Linked DNA regions of Homo sapiens: region 2 is linked to region 1. A link is a loop called in an ENCODE intact Hi-C map of the cell type or tissue named here. Cell type or tissue: heart left ventricle. All regions are shown on one strand. Region 1 overlaps TESPA1 (thymocyte expressed, positive selection associated 1). Region 2 overlaps NCKAP1L (NCK associated protein 1 like).

The links. Peaks named below come from ENCODE experiments on the same cell type or tissue, not always from the same donor. Only the 100,000 strongest peaks of a DNase experiment are listed, where the experiment ranks them.
Region 2: a loop joins it to region 1, with 8 times the contacts of the local background. A loop is called at or near these places in 2 of 110 quality-filtered maps.

The regions. Positions count from the first base shown.
Region 1 is chr12:54,956,730-54,959,229 of GRCh38, reverse strand. The region is part of intron 10 of TESPA1 (thymocyte expressed, positive selection associated 1); the gene reads left to right. Among named protein-coding and RNA genes, the nearest start is that of TESPA1, 27 kb to the left of the region's middle. In heart left ventricle, a CTCF peak has its summit at 967 (motif pointing right); no DNase peak of the experiment used is centred here.
Region 2 is chr12:54,525,763-54,528,262 of GRCh38, reverse strand. NCKAP1L (NCK associated protein 1 like) reads right to left here. Exons shown (of 31, transcript NM_005337.5): 21 at 1,517-1,735; 22 at 1-16. Among named protein-coding and RNA genes, the nearest start is that of PDE1B, 23 kb to the left of the region's middle. In heart left ventricle, a CTCF peak has its summit at 969 (motif pointing left); no DNase peak of the experiment used is centred here; H3K27me3 peaks cover 403 bases.

The sequences.
Region 1 (2,500 bases):
CAGAGAGGATGAGAAGCACAGGTGAGAGTCACAATCCAGAGGCACAGTCTCACTGGAAGACTGAGACCTAACCATAAGACCATGGAACGCTTCCCTTCTCCCTAAACCTTACCACCACATTACTAAAAGCCTATTTACATCAATTTCTTTTACTCAGTACATCGCGTCCAGTTGTAAAAAAAAGACATAGTAAAAGGCAAAAACAGGTTGAAGAAACAGAGAAAACGTTAAAACCAGTCTCAGATATGACAGGGATGTTAGGATTATCAAACTGGAAATTTAAAACAACTAAAATGATAAGGGCTCTAATGGATAAAGTAGTCTGTGCGCAAGAACAAATGAACAGAGAGATGGAAATCCTTAGAGTAAAAAAAATGCTAGAGATAAAAAATGGTGTCACAGAAATGAGGAATGCCTTTGATGGGCTTATTGGTGGACTGGACATGGCTGAGGAAAGAATCTCTGAGCTTGAGACTATAGCTATAAAAACCACCAAAACTGAAAAGCTAAGAGAAGACTGAAAAAAATATAAGAGAATATCCATGAAATGTGGGACAGTTACAAAAGGTGTAACATATGCATAATGGAAATTCCAGAAGGAGAAGAAAGAGAGAAAGAAATAAAAGAAATATCTGAAACAATAATAATTGAGAATTCCCCCAAATGAATGTCAGATACCAAACCACAGATCCAGAGAGCTCAGAGAACACCGAAAAGAATAAACACACGCACAAAAAAACGCAAAAATCTACACCTAAGCTTATAATTTTTAAACTACAGAAAATCACAAGTAAAGGGAAAAATCATAAAAGAAGCCAGAAGGAAAAAACACCTTACCTATAAAAAAACAAAGATAAGAATTACATGCAACTTCTCCTCAGAAAATGTGTAGTATATACTCCACAAGTAGGTTCTTGCCAAGAATTGAATTTACTCTAAAATGCAACACTTTGCTTAAGTGTTGTTTGTCCAGCAGATGTCAGCCTTGCACAAGAAAAAAAATGCCAAGATGTTCCACAAAGCAGGCTGTGTGCAGGATTTATATGGTTATACATTCCTGGGCAATCTATGCAATGCAATGCCCAGAACACAAGTTCCTCTCACAAACCTGTCCCAACTTTGTCTAAAGGTCAGTATTTTAAAATATCAGAATTGAATTGCTAGGGAGAAAGTATTGCTAGGAGTCATACATTTCAAGTACCTAACTAGATTCCATTTTCTGCCAGTGATGGGGCTTCATTACAGCAGGAGAGGCAATGGTTTAAAATGCTGTATTTTATTGATTCTAAGGCACACATTTTTCCACATTTTAACATCTCTGAAATTAGGTTGTGCCTTAAAATTCATAGTGTCAGCCAATTTAGTTGTCTTTTTTTGCCTCCTTAAGTGGAATGTAAAATAATTATGAGTCTTACAAAAAATGGTTTATGATCATCAATGAAATAGCATAACTTTATAAATTAAATGCACTTTTTCTCTCAAGTAAGTTAGGAAAATATTTTGTGATTTTTTTCTATGATTACCTAGAAGAATAAGAGATCTCTTCTTTCCTGACGCAGTCTTTGGCTGAGGAAGGGGTCACAGTAGTTCCCAAATTTTTCCAATGTCCTGTGCATTTGTTTAACCATCTTTTCACAAAGCTATAACCTATTTCTCTCAATCCACTCCTCTATTACCCTTTAAGAAATCTCAAGAAGCGGAGAGAGCTATAGCAACAGCTCAGTACTGCCAATATTAAAGCCTGTGTGATAAATATGGAAGGGGGAAGTTCACTCACCACAATCAAAGGCAGAGCTAAGTGGGATAATTTTTTTCAGTTCTGCTGGGAAATAGTCCCACTTCTGCCTTTTTCAGAGTCTGTAATTATTTCCTGGAGATTAGTGATCTTCCATTATAATGTCGTTTTAAGTTCCAGGTATTAACTACTACTTGTTAGTAGTGGATAGGAAGTGGTAGCAGCACTCAGCCAGCCACCGTGTAGCGTTGTGCAGCCCATGCATTGCCCAGAGACACCCAGCTGAGTAGGCAAATGGGAATTAGAATCCAGCCCTACTGAGCTTGCCATCCAAAAACTCTAGGGCTTTCATCTTCTAAGAGCGAGCTCCATTTTTTTCTAATTCATTCACATAGGGTGAGTGCCTTTCTGTAATTAGCACAAGGGCACTGCTGTGGTTTGAATGAGTCTCGCAAAGTTGGTATATTGGAACCTTAACCCCCCATGCAGTGCTGAGAGGTCAAACCTTTGAGAGGTGACTAGGTCATGAGGGCTCTGTCCTCGTAAATGGATTAATGTCACTATTGTGGGAGAGGATTCGTTATCTCAAGTGAGCTTGTTATAAAACCAAGTTTGGCTGTGTCTTGCTTTCTTGCCCTCTCACGCTGTCTTCCCCCTCCATCTTCCGCCATGGGATGATGCTACAAGGAGGCCCTCACCAGATGCAGGCTTTTGACCTTGGATTTGCCAGCCTCCAGAATTGTAAGAAATAAATTTCTTTTCTTT
Region 2 (2,500 bases), 430 kb after region 1:
CAGACTTTCCAGGTACCTACAGGGTTGGCCAAGAAAACATAGATTAGGATCCAATCCCTTCTCCCTACCAGCATTCCCTACTACTACCACTGAGCTCAGAAAGAAAAACTCTGCAAAAGACTGGGGTAGGGAGAAGAAACTCAAAGAAGATGGCACAATGTTCTAATTAACACCCCAAGCTGATGGATCAAAAACAACTGGCAGTACTGGAATTCCACTTTGCCTCTAACCTGGAGGGTATTTTGCTATACCGTCAAATGCAATAGCATGCACTCCCCTCCCTCAACCACTGCTCTTTTCCAACAGCTGTATTCCCCTCACCCTTACCCTCTGTCAGGTAAGACAGGCTCAACCTGGCAAGAAAAAAGTCACTACTTAATTAGACTCCTTTGAAATATACTCTCAAACCTCCTGGGCAAAGAGGTACCTGTGAGCACAGGTCATCAGTCTCCAAATATTTCCTCCTGACCTCTGGGCAAACTTAAAGGAGCTGGGCTACAGCCAATGTGGGTAGAGGAGGGCTTGACCAACCCGCCTCTCCCAGGCACTTGCTCTGGGTCTGTATCTAATAGACATCACAAGCTAACTGTCAGTGGGCCAAACCCAGTCAAACTTTTTTTTTCCTTTGAATTTACGCTGAAACGGCTGACAGGGGAAGAGGGGCTGAATCACCTTCTCTGGCACCTATGGAAAATTCTTTGTCAAAATTTTGAAACAGATTTTTACATAAAATATAAGGATTTAGTAGGGCAGCAATCAGGTGGAGCTAAGCGGTGGCTGTTCCCTTTAGAGGGGTATTCTCTCACCACCTCCTCAAAGTCTCTGCCTGGCCCATGTGGCACATCCATTTACCTTTCCTGCCTGGCCCCAACTGGCATTTGCATTTGCAAACTTTGTTTCCCCTTGTTCTGGGGGGTTCTTCTTTGCAGCCTGTCGCCTACTGAGCTGATTTTGGGTTAAGAGCGCCACCCAGTGGCTTGGGGAGGTAGAAATCCAGCTCCTTTCCATTCCTTAACATGTCAAAGGAAACAGTGCTGATTCCCACCTTCTCCAGTTGCAGGGAGGAGGCTCCCTTCTCTATTAAGAACAATAGTCACATCTGGGGACAAGGAGACGTTCCAGAGAGATGGTAGTAGGCAGATGGTTTTCAGAAGGAGAAGTAAGGGCAAAAAGAGAAATAAGAGAACTTTGGAAAGAGGAAGAGAGATCATTTGAAATTGAAACAGTAAGAATCCAAAAAAGAAAGGTTAAGAACTAGATATTAGAGAGAAAAGGTCAAATAACTGCAGGGTAGGCTGAAGGATGTTCCAGTGAGGGTGAGAAGGAAACTTCGTGGTGGACAGAAGGGGATCTGGGCTTGTCTCAGGTTATTGCTCCATTCCTCAAGGAGAAGCAACCCTCCATTTTGGAGTCTATGACCCTGGGAGCTAAAATGCTCGGGCCCTGAGGTCCTACCGTGTAAAGGAAAAAGTGCCAACACAAAGTAAGGCAGTGGAAAAGCCTAAGCAACACTGACCAGTTTGTGTAGAGTGTGGTGATTGTCTGTTCCCCACAGGAATCCAGTGGTTGTGTCTGCTGCAGGAGGGCGTTGCGGATGACTCTGGAAGCATCTGCACCCAAAAACTGGGCCAGTGACTGTATGAAACCAATGTATGCTTTGACTCCTGCCAACAGCTCAGAAGGCCGTACGATCTCCTGGGTCGTGGCATTGTAGCCAGCCAGCCACACAATGGCTCTAGGTGATTTAAAAAAAAAAAATTAGAATTACAATCATAATGGCAAATACAGTAACAATTGTTGAGTGTATATTGTGTTCCAGGTGCTGTGCTAGGATTTTACTACACATATTATCTCATGTAAACCTCATAGTAACCTAATAAGCTAGAGACAGTTATTATCCTCATTTTTATAGATGAGGAAACTGAGACACAGAGATAATAAATCATTGCTGACGACCACACAGCTGGCAGTGGCAGAGCTGGGACTTGATTCCAGTAACATTTGATCCCTAATTACTGTGCTTTTCTTCCTCCTCTGGAGAAATAGCTCAGGTAGTAGAAGACCTGGGCTCTCTAATTCCATCTAACTCTACCTGACAGTTCACACCCTCTGCATTCCCAGTGAAAGTATTTATCTTTTCCCCTTGAAAAGAATTAGTTCCGATCACTGCCAGAAATGGAAAACCATGCTTAGAAATCCTTGGAAGTATATTATAATCCTGAGTAGCCATGGCACGCCAGGGCTGAATAGAGATCATGCGTGGCTGGCATGCAGCTATAGGCAACATTAGAGAGGGGAGAATAACTATCCACACTATATTATTGTAGGGGCACACCAGCAAGACCCCTCACCACTGGACCCCCAACTCCTTTCAAAATACCTCCCCCAAGTATCTGAGATTTCACAATTAGAGTCAGTCCTCTGACTAAGGACTTTTTTCCTTGTTAAAATGTAAACCACAGAGGAAAGAGGTAGTTTTTTGTTTGTTTTGTGTTTTTTG